2 separate regions of the Homo sapiens genome follow, and region 2 is linked to region 1. Evidence: chromatin contacts called from ENCODE Hi-C or POLR2A ChIA-PET data. All regions are on one chromosome and are shown on one strand. The core of a region is the stretch at or near the end of the contact, and the rest is flanking DNA. Distances in the headings are between cores, read along the strand shown. Region 1 holds the start of PHKA2-AS1 (PHKA2 antisense RNA 1). Region 2 holds the start of PHKA2 (phosphorylase kinase regulatory subunit alpha 2).

Region 1 (6,525 bases), core at 2,785-5,284:
CAGCTGCTGGTGGAAGCCATCATGGTGCTGACGCTGCTCTCGGACACGGAGATGACCAGCATCGGGGGCATCATCCACGTGGACCAGATCGTGCAGATGGCCAGTCAGCTGTTCTTGCAGGACCAGGTGGGGGTGCCAGGGAGCTGGGTTGGCTGGCATTTATCTCTGTTGAGGCTGGAGATTCTGTGTCCAATAGGAAAGAATATACTCGAACCAAGAAAATGTCATCACAGATGATGGGGAAAAAATGTCAACCACTTGCTTAGAAAATGGTACAGTGGCCACTTGGGAAATCTCAAGACCTTTGGGGATGGATAGGCCTGTCTCAATGCAGGTTTTCGTCCAAACACCACCACTTGCAACACATGTGACCATGGGTGAACCCCTTACCCTGTACACAAAGTCAAGTTCAACAGAGTAGTCCTCATTATAGTCAGGAGCTACAAACTAGGGTGCGTGATAACAGAGTGCAGTGCCCAGAGAGGTAGGGCATTCCCCCTGGCAGCGCTGGCTTCGTGCCCTCATGCCCTCAGAATTGGAGCCTCTCAGAAGGCCAAGGCTCTACTAGAGCAACCCTCACCCCTGCCCATGTTGACCCGCTGCCACCACCACGCAGAAGCGTGACGGGGAGTGGGGGCTCCGCTTATTGTCCCCTCTGCCCTTTCCTACTGCAGGTGTCAATTGGTGCCATGGACACCCTGGAGAAAGACCAAGCCACAGGAATCTGCCACTTCTTTTATGACAGCGCTCCGAGTGGGGCTTATGGGACGATGACCTACCTAACAAGAGCAGTGGCTTCTTATTTGCAGGAATTGTTGCCCAATTCGGGCTGCCAGATGCAATAGGGTCTCACCTGGAAACATGATCACACTCTCAATCTGTCACGTGCCCCCTAGCCTTACTGGGAACCTTCTGTCCCCCAAGATCCCCTGTGCTATCAGGAAAGCATGTCCCATCAGAAACACTCTCGGGGGGCAATGGTAGCACTCACCCTGAAACTGATGTATGTTAAAGCCACAGAGATAGAGCTGAGGAGTCCTGTGTTCCCCCGCAAGGAGCACCCCGGGATCATTTTCTAGGTTCATTTCTCTGGAACATTTGCTGTAGCATCTGGTCTCACGGACTCTGAGGAGGAATTGGAAATTGGTCTCTTTTGAGTGCAGAGGGAACTGAGACGCCAGCTTAAATTGGCTCTTGCAGAGAGTTACAGAAATAGTTTCGATGAGCTAGTGACACATCCTAAAGATGCAAAGATCCTCCTGGCGGCAGTAGCCTTGACAAGGGCCACCTCTTCACAGGATGCAGTCTGTCTGTGCACCAAACTCTTCACCAAATAGAACACTTGTGTCTCTCTGTGGAATGGGGGTTTTCTTGTGCCTTGCTTGCTTTCATAGCCTTCCATTTTATTGGCATGGCTGCCTTGATGTAACATAATTCTCTGTCCCCAAGATTTAGAAAATTCCTCTTCGTTCACCTTGGCTCATGGTCTTCCAGGGTTTTTATCCTGGCTGTCTATGAACTAGGGTTTTCTCCTGCCTTAGGAAAAATACTGCATCTTCTGGAATCTAGAAAAAAAAAAAAAAAAAGACAAGGCTCCTCTTATAGCCAGGCAAGCAGTTGTTTAGGGCTAGACCTGTTGTCCCCGCTCGCGTGGGGTGAACGCCCCGCAGTGGATACTGTCCTCCTGTGCTCTGGGCGAGGCGTCATAGGGTGAGCACAAGTCAGCAGTGCCATGGAAGTGAACAGGCATGTCCCCGCAGAAACAATGCTTCCCTCTGAAAAATAGAGCCAGGCTAGGAACCTGTACCCTCTTGGTAGAAGCACTTTGGTCTTCACTCTCTTGGGTGGGTGCAGTTGGAGGCACCGATTGGAGGAGAGCAAGGTTGAGTCAGGTGTCAGGGTCTGGCAAATCTTTTGCCAATGCCCTAGCAATGGAGTTTCTCTCCGGGCATTGTCTTACCTTGGGGGAAGGAAACAAAACCAATGGGAAAACAGTTTCTGTAAATAATAAACCTTGAAAGACAAATGCTCACCTAGTGGCCAGGAGGTGCGCTCTGTCTGGTTGAGAGCAATGGGCTAGATTATGGTGGACTCTGCCTCTGCCTCTGAAACAGAGATGAGGCTATGGGATCATTTCCTCGGACATCTGTATGGAGATGCAGAGATCAACGTGCCCTAGCTGCTTCGAGTGGGCATCGTGATGCCCAGTGCCCCTCAGAGCCAAGATGCAGTACTGATGGTTATTCCTGAAGCGGAGGAGAGGCAGGTGGCCTCAGGTGCCTGACAGCTTCCTGGCAGAGTCCTCTTTGGGCTGAGTCAAACCCTTTGCAGTCTAGAAGGGTTTGGTGTGCAGGCTCTGCCCACATGGGACTTCCATGCCGTTTCCATTTCTTCCAAACCATAATGCTCTCCCTTGCAGAGGTGCAGAGTAGTTAGGTAAAGGAAAATCCCCCGGAGTCTCTCCATATCTGCTACAGTGGGCTTACGCGTTTCTTGCATTTTGGGGGCAGATCCCAGAGACAAGGAGGGCGGCACATGAGCAGACATGGCACCAGGCCCCTGCCCCCTTGGGTCACCCTGTTCCCTCCCCATCCCACAACAGCCGCTGACCAGAGCAGCTCTTCCCTCACAAGCCAGTTTGCTCCCTTTGCCCCTGAGGCTCCACGGGCTGCAGCTTCCCAGGTCTGGGGGGTCGCATTTTCATAGCCTTTGCATGTGTGTGTGTCTTTAAGACATGCCCGACAGAAACAAGAGTCTTGGAGATGACACGTAATTCACCTGCCCCGTGGATCATTTCAAACAGATAACGTGGGAAAGGTATAAGAAGGTATAAGTCATGAAAGTTGTTCTTGGAAAAAGCTCAGGAAGAGTTAGAGCCCTCCAGAATGAGCCAGGTGCTAATTTAGAACAGTCACCTGCCTGCCAATGATGATGACGTGCTCAGCCACCAAGCTGCGGGCCGGGAGAGGAGCCGTAATAAGCGATTCCACCAAGCCTTCCAGCCACTCCTTTGAAACCTCTTTAAAATGAAATCCTGAAATAGGACCGCATTTCCACAGGCATCAAGCTGTCAGCTTCAAAGGAGAACAGGCTTCTGAGGCCTGGCCCCTTCAGCGCGCAGCTGAGGCCCCCCTCCCCGAGGAGAGGAGCAGATGTTTGAGGGCAGAGGGCCTGTCCTGACAGCACCTGCGTGGAGGTGGCAGGAGGGGATTGTTTCTAGGCCAGGCGAGAGGAGCCTGGCAGCCCCTGGAGCCTCGAGCCGGGGGTGGCGGGGGCAGGAACTTCTACCTCCCTGCTCAGAGCCAAGAAGTCAATTTGAACCTTTGCTGGGGCTCGGTATTAACACGTTCTGCCTTGGAGGGCAAGCCGGTGGGGCCAGGAATAAGCATTCCTTTTAACAACTTCAGTTGAAAAGCAGCCACCGCCCCACCCGCTGCTGTCCCTGGCTCTCATCAGGTGAATTCAGCATTCCTGCCACCCTGCCAGTGCCTCTGTGATCCTGGGCATGAGTTGACCACTATGTACCTCAGTTTACCCATCCACAAAAAATGCAAAAGGCCAGGACTAAGCATGGGGGCGTGACGTGAACTCCCGCTCCTCCTCTGGTCAAGGGCTTCATGCTTAGAGGAAACCAGATAAGCCCTATTGCAACCCCACCTGGAGTGGAGTGGGGGAGGATGAGGAGGAGGGGGAGACCCTACCTTCCACAGGCCCAGGGACTCGAGGGGTGGGGCTCCATTAGGAGATCAGTCGGGGCATGGTGAAGGGGAGGAGAGGTTGTCAAGGCTCAGCTGCCTGGACAGAGAGGATGGAAATACTCCCTGTGTGAAAAAAGAAAAGGAAAAGACCCCAGATCAGGAGGCAGGAAATGCAGTTTGGCAGAGTTGGTTGATGCCACTTACTTCTGGACAAGAAGACTGGAGGCTTGGCCACCCTTGATGGAAATTGCAGCAGAACCATCTCTCTATTCTGTTGATTCCCGCACCAGGCTGGCAAATAGCTTTTGTCTTTTCTGCTTCCTTGTTGCAAAAGGGTACAAAAGCCTCCCACCCACCCCACCCCCAATCGCCCTTTGTGCCATTATCTTTCAAGGTGACTTAGCTTTTGAAGTCCCTGCCATCTGCTCTGCAGGCCTGTACTTTGCAGGATGTGAGAGCACCGCGTTCCCAGAATGCCTTCTGTTCTACCCGACGTGGCTACTGATAGCTCTGCCTGTGAGGGGAAAAGAAAGCTGCGCTGTGGCCCCCTTAAAGCCCAGTCCCTGCTGTCTCCCTCAAAAAGCCACTTAGGAAAGCCACGGCCTTGAGGTACCAAGAGAGTTCTTTGAGAAATGAGAGTGGAAACTGTGAGAGAGGCTGCTCTGCAGTCGAGTGCTGGGCACGTCTGACGATGCCTGGGAGAGGAAAAAATTCCATCAAAAAACTACCATGGTTTTCTTTAGAGGAACATATGTGCACTTTTGGCAAAACATGCCTTCTCAGGAGAGCTGGAATAGTTGGAACCAATGAACTCTGAAGTCATGTGATTCGTCCCTCTGTCTTCGTGCAGTCCTTAAACTATTCTGAAAAATGCATGAATCCAACACGAATCCTAGCATTTCTGCCATGCCCACTGAGGGCCAGGCAGGCATACAGCCTGGTTGGGGGGTGGGAGGGTGAAAAGTATCTCTTTTTGTGCTTGAAGGCCCCTGAGGAAGCCCCTAGGCTCCCGTGGTGAGTGTTCCCTGCGCTGGCCTAGCAGGGTGTTGGTGTCTTGAGCCCGAATCCTGTGCAGCATTGGCCCAACCCTTGCAGGTGGCCGCCACCCCTTTCCCCTGCAGCTGGCATAGCCAAGGTGCCAGGCTCTGCAAAGGGTAAGCTGCATCTGAATTGGGCACGAGGGGATGGTTGTGCCTTCCACATCTCCTTTTGTGAAAGATCTTCCCAGATGCAAACCCAGGATGGACTTGCCAAAGAGAAATCCCAGTAACTGGCTCTAATCTCTGTGCCACCAGCTGCCATTGTCTCGAAGTTCATTTGCAAACAACAGAAACCAACTGTGGCTGGGTTAAGTGGGAAGTTTATTAAACAATATTGGATAGGTCACATGGTCACCAGGCTAAGCGGCTCCCTAGCCAGGACCAAGATCCCATGTCATTCTCCAGTACTCCCAGGTTCATACCCCAGGACTTACACCACAGACACCCCCAATGCTGGGCACTGTCACTGGGACCACTGCCTCTGCTCTTTTGGAAACTAAATGTAGAGGCTTCTACTTGTCACCAAAAGGGATTTTAAACAGCCACTAGCTGCCACTTCAAGGTCTCAGGCAAGCATACTGCCTCGGCTGAGGGAGAGGTTAGAAAAAACAGCATCCAGCCAGGCGTAGTGGCTTGTGCCTGTAATCCTGGCGCTTTGGGAGGCCTAGGCAGGAGGTCTCGAGCCCAGGAGCTAGAGACCAGCCTAGGCAACAATGTGAAACCCTCCCTACAAAAAATAAAATCAGCAAGGCACAGTGGTATACACCTGTTTTCCCAGCTACTCAAGAGGCTGAGGTGGGAGGATCACTTAAGCCTGGGAAGTCAAGGCTGCAGTGAACCGTGATTGCACCACTGCACTCCAGCCTGGGTGACAGAACAAGACCCTGTCTCAAAGAAAAGAAAAAAGCCGCATCTTGAGAATTCTGCCTTCCAAAGTGGAGGTCCCCACTTCATAACATGGGGATCCCCTGAACACAGGAAGGAGGTTCAAATGCCAAACATCTGAAACTCAGTGTCCGCTCCAGCTGGAATGCTTGCTTTTCTTTCCTCTGCCCATAAAAGAAGGACCTGTGCCCTCGCCAGGGTCTGCCCTGGAGAGCTGACGCAAGAGGCACATTTGCCCCTGAGGAAGGCTGTGTGTCAGGAGTGAAGAGGGGCGTGCAGGCAACCCCTCCTCACCCCAGGTGCATGGAAGCCATCCTGGTACCCACCTCTGGGATGGAGGTAGGACAATTAATTACATGTTCTGTCTTTGGGTAGAAATGCTACTGAGCCATAGGGGCTGGATCACCACTGCTGCCCAGTATGGCCCACCAGACCACCTTCCACCATCCTGCAAAGCCCTGCAGAATTGCCAGTGCGCCCTGCAGTTTTTGTGACCACCAGCCCAGTCCCATTCGATTTTCATAGCCCTTGAGTGACAGCCCATCTGGGACAAGACTCAAATGATTGTCACATCTTTTCTTCTAACTCTTTAGCCAGCTGGGGGATTTAAAAATAATGAATTGGAACCGTTCGTGGTATAAGCCTCTCTCTTGACAGTGTGAATAATTTCCTCCAGCTGTCACCAGGGATCGTTTGAGTTCCTGTAAGTACTGGAGTCTCTCCTGGGCTCAAGAGAGGCACAGCCATCTAGGCCAGGCGGCCCTCTCTGCCTCTCCCCAACCTCCCCTCCTTCTGGAAGTGCAGGCAACAGCTCCCTGCTCCCCTTTCCCTCATTAGCCACAAGAGATCTGGAGCGAAAGTGGCCCAGCAGGCTGGGAGAAGGTTTTGAGAGGGCATTGCAC
Region 2 (6,525 bases), core at 2,846-5,345, 94 kb before region 1:
CAGGGCAGAGGCCAGTATTTAAAGAAGTATTTCCTCAAAATATTGGAGTAGTTTTTTTTTGTTTTGTTTTGTTTTTCCTCAAAACACACTGCAGTCATTAACCCCACAAAGGAAGTCTGCTGACTTCAGTGAGCAGCATCATGATCGTTCTTACTGAAAATGGTGAAGCAAGCCAGGCAAGCACCTGTAGTCCCAGCTACTTGGGAGGCGGAGGCAGGAGGATCGCTTGAGCCAGGAAATTGGAGTCCATCCTGGGCAACACAGAAAGACCTCCTGTCTTTAAAACAAACAAACAAAAAACGATGAAACAGCTTCACTTGGGATACTGGGTATGTCTAAGGAGGTCAGCTAGGAGTCAGTCGGTTTGTCAAAGGCCATTTAGACAAAGATTAATTTACAGCATAACCAATTCACAGAGTGGACTTGTTTGGTGTCATTTTGTCTCCATAACAGCATTTTAAGGACTAGTTTGTCTTTGTCTCTGCTCCTTGCTGTTCTAGTTGGAGTCCGAAGGAAAGGAAAAAGGAAAGACTGGGTAGACATAAGAACATAATCTTCAATTTGAAGAATTCTTATCAGTGTATACTTTTTTTTTCTTTTTTTTTTTTTTTTTTTGAGACAGAGTCTCGCTCTATCACCCAGGCTGGAGTGCAATGGTGCAATCTTGGCTCACTGCACTCTCCACTTCCTGGGTTCAAGCAATTCTCCTGCCTCAGCCTCTCGAGTAGCTGAGATTACAGGCACCTGCCACCATGCCCAGCTAATTTTTGTATTTTTTGTAGAGATAGGGTTTCACCATATTGGCCAGGCTGGTCTTGAACTCCTGACCTCAAGTGATCCACCAGCCTCAGCCTTCCAAAGTGCTGGGATTACAGGTGTGAGCCACTGCGCCTGGCCAGTATATACTGCTTTCTTTTCATGTTAGTCTCCAGGTACAGCATCAAGAAGTCAGAGCAGGCAAAAATGGAATATATGTTCTTTTAGAATATATTCTTTTAAATATATTTAATAAATATATTCCTCACTGTGAAGAAATCTTATGTTCCCTGGTGTTTCCTCTCTTTATCTCTTAGCCTCAAACGAGCTACAGGAAGCTGGAGCAGAGACAAATTCAACATTCTTTAAAATGTAACGAAAAAATGATTTCCAGTCAACTAAATTATCATAGAAATAACTAAATTTGGTGAATTGGTCATTTTCAGCAAATTCATTCAGAATTGACCTTCTGGGTCAAAGATGGAGTGATTTTCTTTAGAGCCAAAGACCTGAACCCTACAAGAGAAACATTTATTGGTTTCCACCTTGGATGTTAACATGGGGCTCTCTGGAAACTACCTGGGCTGAAGTCTCTGTGGCAGGATGATGGCAGATCCTCTGGCTGGGGTCAGAAAAATCATACATGGTGCTACCCCAGGGTCCAGTTCTGGGTCTTCATTTTTATGGAGATCATGAATCAGCTTCAGAAACAATAACATTCCCTATCATTATACTATATCTGATTCTTGACAAATATTTGAGAAATGACTTGGAGACAAGTTTCTATTGGTGATAACCAGAGAATGGCTTCATGGATATGGGGACCAAGATATGGAGGTTTTGCACCTCAGGGATATGAGGATACTAAAATGTGAGACTGATTTATTATATAGTACAGCTTTCTGGTCCAAAATGAATCACTAAAATTTGCTTTAAAAATTTAAAAGCTAAAACGGAGTAGCCTTCCTTCTTGGTTTTATCCCAGAATTTTGAGCTTATTGAAGAACATAGCTTATATATTGCTATGCAATCGCATAGACCAAAGCCGAAGAATGTAGATTGCCTATACACCAAAAGGGGTGCAAATGTGCACAGCAGAATTAGCGAAGAATGAAGTCAGGAAACTGAAAATGTTTCTATACTAGGTGGAAATGCCAGATAAGGAGCAAAGATCATCAGTTATTTCCCATATGGCTGCAAAATCAACTCCTAAGGAAGGACCCAATGGAAACAAAAGCCACAATGAAAAGAAGCAATGATCCCAGCTTTTAGATGGAGATGAATACATGAAAATTCTAGCAAGAGTACATATTCAGATTCCAAAACATTTAGTGGTGATAACAATGTCTAGTTTTATTCACCCCTAGACCACAGCAAATTCTTCATGGAGGCACATCACATGGATCACTGCATAATTCAAAAGCCAATATTAAGAAAACAAAGTATTATATGAAGTAATATGTGAGCTGATGTGGGGTTTGGTGCTTTAGTTGAGTGACAGAGTAAAGCCATAGATTTATGTTCTGGAATATCTAATATAAACTTGGTTAAGGACCAAACATAAGGGAACGCAGCTAAGCAGGACTGATTTCATTTACTCATGCGAGCAACATTAATTGAGCTCCAACTATATGCTCAACACTGTACCAGGCATAGTAGGAGATACCAAAAGACTGTTTCAATGAATAACGTACATTCCAATTAGGAAAATATGCCTCATCCACACATGAAAACATAAATAACAACAGGAGGCAATACATTGTGGCCAAGTGACAACGAAATTAGCTATGATTTATTAAGTATTTTTCTACTAGCCAGGCTTGTGCTAAATGCTTTATATTCATCCTCTTGATCTTAAGTCATCCTGTGAGGTAGGTGCTATGATTATCTCCATTTTACAGATGAGAACACTTAAGTTCAAACATGTAAAACGGGATGCCAAAGGTCATACGACTTGTAAATGACAGAACTGACATTTGAACTCAAAATGAACTGACTCTAAGTCCTAAGCTCTTACTAAACCAATGGCTACAGAAATTCAGAAAATGGGGAAGGCTAATAGAGGAGCTGAGCTGGCCGTTAAGGGAAAGATAGGCTTCAGTTAGTCAAGGAGGAGGAAGAAGGGCCGAAGGGGTCAAGCATAGAGTAAATGCATGGAGACTGGAAAAGAGCTTGCGGAAATTGATTGCATTAGTCTAGCTGTCCAGTAAATTCCTATGTGGGCCAGATTTTGGTGGACAATGAATACCAGGCCGAAGATTGTGAACTGTAGGTTATCAGCAGCCACGAAACATTATAATGAATGCCAAGTTTCAAGCTGTAGACCCGTGGGAGATGAACTGCGAACCTGCCCGAGGAAGCGGCGCCCAAGTGGCTAGGGGCGGGGTCACAGGCGCCAGAGGTGTCGCTGGGGCACCTCTCCGGGCCTTCCCCCTTTTTCTTCCGGGCTGGGTCCCGCTACTCCAGTTCCGCTAGGCGGCGGAGACGGGGCCAGAGGTGGGACTACAATCTTGGCCCTCAGAGGGGTGCCCAGGCGGCCGCGGTAGGCGGCCCTCTTTCTCCGGCCTCGAGTGGGACTGGCACCCGTCTCGGGGGGCTCCACACTACCACGCAGGAAAGCCAACTCGTCCGCCGCCCGAAGCCGGGTTCCCCTAGACTCCCACGGGCCGCCTCCTTTTTCGTCCCCCCCGAGGCCGCGACTCTGAGGGTTCCGCTCTGCGGCGGAGGTGGGGCCAGGGGCGGGGATGTGGGCGGGGCCGTGAGGTCGTTCCAGGGCGCGGGGCGGGGCCGCCCCCTTACCTGTGCCCCTCAGGGTTCCAAACGTTCCACTCCGCGGCAGGGGCGGGGGCGAGTCCGGAGGGCGGGTCCAAGGCGCCCAGGTGGCCGCGGCAGAAGGGCCTGTTTCTCTGGCCTTGGCTGTGGTTGGCAGCCGGCCGGGGAGAGAAGGGACTCAGGGAGGCAACCTGGTTCCCGCCCGTTGCTGATTTCGCAGCGGCTCTCCCGGGCCGCCCCCTTTTCCTTCCTCCTCAGGCCGCGACTTGGAGGGTTCCGCTCCGCGGCGGGGGCAGAGCCAGGGGCGGGGCTGAGCGCGGCCTGGGCGATCTCCCCGGCGGCTGGGGTGGGCTGGCGTCTTCTTCGCGCCCGGGGGACCTCCTCGCGACCGCCGGGACGTAAAAGGGGCTTGGCAGGGGCGTCCTCGCCCCACTCCCGGAACCTGGTTTCCCGCTGCTCCCGCGAGCGTCGGGAGCCCAGCAGGCCTGGCCGAGGCGGGACCTTCGTCGCTCCAGCCCCCGTCCCCGCCCCCGCGCCTCCCCGCCGCGCGGAGCTCTGGTTGGCTTGCTTTCCAACCGGACTTTGGGGCTAGCGTTTAGAAAAGTCTCGACCTCCTCCGGCCCGGTCCCATCCCAAGAACCGACTAAGGCTGTGAGTGTCCGGGAACCAGACCCGCTTGGAGGCCACAGCCCCGACGTCCCGCGCCCACGCGGCAGATCGGGCGCTGCGGCCTGGGAGCCTCGGGGAGATGCGGAGCAGGAGCAATTCCGGGGTCCGCTTGGACGGGTACGCGCGGCTGGTGCAGCAAACCATCCTGTGTTACCAGGTAAGGAGGGACCGCCCCCAGGGAACGCGTGGAACTACCCTCTCATGTAACTCATTCTCCTTCCCAGGTCTGGCCCTCTTGTGACCTGAGACCTTGCAATTAAGAGTTTGCTATTTGAATCTAGTCCTTGCTAGCCAGTGATTACCACCCCATTGCCACCCCGTGCTCCTTAAGATTCAGGGGACCTAACTGTTGCTACGGCTACTTTTCACAGAATTCTTTGGCCATTGTTCAGGATGAGAATGAGCCGCCTCCGTGCCCGGGTCCAAACTGCCTCTTTTTGCATTGACTCTGCTTTTTTTGGACGAGAAGAGGTGTGGGGGGTTTGGACAGACTACACTGAATGAGAACAGTAGACAGGAGTGAAGAAGCTCCTGAAGTTTACGCAGGACTCTGCAGTGTGGGGCGACAGCTACCGTCCCTCCCATGAGCTGTCTTGGTAGAGACCCACCTGGGAAGCCCTTAGGGGCTACTTTGGTTGCTATTTTACAGATAAGAAAATTGTGAGGCTAGAAAGGTCACTGCATGTAGCAGGTCAGACCCAAAGGCTCCCAAGCTCACAGGGTCCTATGACACTGCCCATGTGGTCCGAGGTATGAATTTGCCTGCTATGCTTTGTATTCCTGGGCTAAAATTATGTGTGGGTCCATCAGTGTAAGACCACTGAACTATTTTTATTCCTAGTGAAGACAGCAGCTATGTTTCTTGCCCTCAATCAACAGCAACTATTTATAGGGCCTTCAAAGTCAACGAAGGAAGTGGCATTCAGGGGTTAGAGGCCTGACCTGCAAGTTGGGAGCCATGGTCATTTCCAAGGCACTGACCATTTTCCCTTCTTAACTAATTTCTTAGCCTTGTTTCCTCACTTAGGAAATATTTGTGGTGTATCTGTTATATGCAAAGCACTCTACAAAGTGCTGGGGTTACAAGAATAAATGATCGTAGTGCAGTAACATTTATGCATAAGGTATAGGTCCAAAGTCCCTTAATCTGTTTTCTTTGTTGTTGTTTGTTTGTTTTTGAGACAGGGTCTCACTCTGTCTCCTAGGCTGGAGTGCAGTGGCGCGATCTCGGCTCACTGAAACCTCTGCCTCTCGGGTTCAAGCGATTATCCTGCCTCAGCCTCCCGAGTAGCTGGGACTACAGGCGTGCGCCACCACACCCAGCTAATTTTTGCATTTTTAGTAGTGACGGGGTTTCACTGCGTTGGCCAGGCTGGTCTCGACCTCCTGACTTCAAGTCATCCTCTCACCACGGCCTCCCAAAAGTGCTGGGATTACAGGCATGAGCCACTGCACCTGGCCTCAGAGTCCATTATCTGAAACCCTTTGGACCAGTTGTGGTTTGCCCATCAGAAATGTTTGGCTTTTAGAAAGGTAATATGCGTACAACGTACTATATATACCATAATAACTGCAGCCAGATCTGGGCAGCACCCCTTCATCAAACAGGTTATTACTTCCACATCAGAATATGAATATTCACATAATTTCAGTAAAGGCTGAAAAGAGTTTCATATTAGTTCGGCTCATCTTTTGCCACCAAAAGAGCTTGCTGCAAACTTACGAAAACACTTTAAATTTTCAGAGCTTACTGGCTTTTGAGATTGCACATGAAGGATGATGGTCTTTATTTTGAGAGCTTTGAGGAAGGACCCCTCGCCCAGTTTGTGGGAGCAGTAGAGGAGTCCTGGAAGAGATGATGTTCAAGTTGAGAGCAGAAGAAGTAGGCAGGCAAATCAAGGTTATTTTTCCCCTTCTTCCTTGGAATATATTCTAATTACATCTATAAAGTGTTTTAAAATCCAAGTTGAAAAACCTTTCCCTTCATGACTGTGATGGAGAGGGCTTTAAGGAGAGCTGATGAAGCTTGGTTCTTTTGTCAGACCTGGGTTTGAATCCCCTGCTCTGCCTTGAATGACATGTGTGACCTTTCTTGATCCCTTCTGAGTCCATGCCCTCATCTGTAAAGTGAGGATAATAACACTTGCTTCCACTGAGTGTTTCTAAGGAAAAAATTAGTGCCTACTATCTTGTCTGGCACCTACTGGGCAACAGTAAATAATGGGTGCTCTTGGTGGTGTTATGATTTTGATAGAGGCCACACGTTTGTGCCCAGGCCTCGTGGTCCTTGCAGGAGTACTCTGGCTCATGGTGCGCCCTTTCCTGAAG

The links. A loop is a pair of places that touch in the nucleus more often than their neighbours do. ChIA-PET counts read pairs that join two places held with the same protein, here RNA polymerase II (POLR2A). Pooled maps may share reads with other maps.
Region 2: a loop to region 1 is called in a map of B cell, with 9 times the contacts of the local background. The contact joins the promoter of PHKA2 here to the promoter of PHKA2-AS1 in region 1. A Hi-C loop is called at or near these places in 9 of 168 maps with a recorded cell type or tissue (B cell, CD4-positive, alpha-beta T cell, CD4-positive, alpha-beta memory T cell and 4 more), 13 of 37 single-sample maps with no recorded cell type and 21 of 50 pooled maps. POLR2A ChIA-PET finds 5 or more read pairs at or near these places in 8 of 52 experiments (B cell, CD4-positive, alpha-beta T cell, GM10248 and 5 more).

The regions. Positions count from the first base shown.
Region 1 is chrX:18,887,805-18,894,329 of GRCh38, reverse strand. PHKA2-AS1 (PHKA2 antisense RNA 1) reads right to left here and starts at 4,034. Exons shown (of 3, transcript NR_029379.1): 1 at 3,702-4,034; 2 at 992-1,125; 3 at 1-183. PHKA2 (phosphorylase kinase regulatory subunit alpha 2) reads left to right here. Exons shown (of 33, transcript NM_000292.3): 32 at 1-126; 33 at 675-2,032. The coding sequence ends at 845.
Region 2 is chrX:18,981,684-18,988,208 of GRCh38, reverse strand. It overlaps PHKA2 (phosphorylase kinase regulatory subunit alpha 2), which reads left to right and starts at 4,095. Exons shown (of 33, transcript NM_000292.3): 1 at 4,095-4,354. The coding sequence starts at 4,277. It overlaps LOC101928415 (a long non-coding RNA gene), which reads right to left and starts at 622. Exons shown (of 4, transcript XR_001755808.2): 1 at 155-622. RefSeq lists enhancers at 3,261-3,310, 3,292-3,792, 3,793-4,293 and a silencer at 3,411-4,100.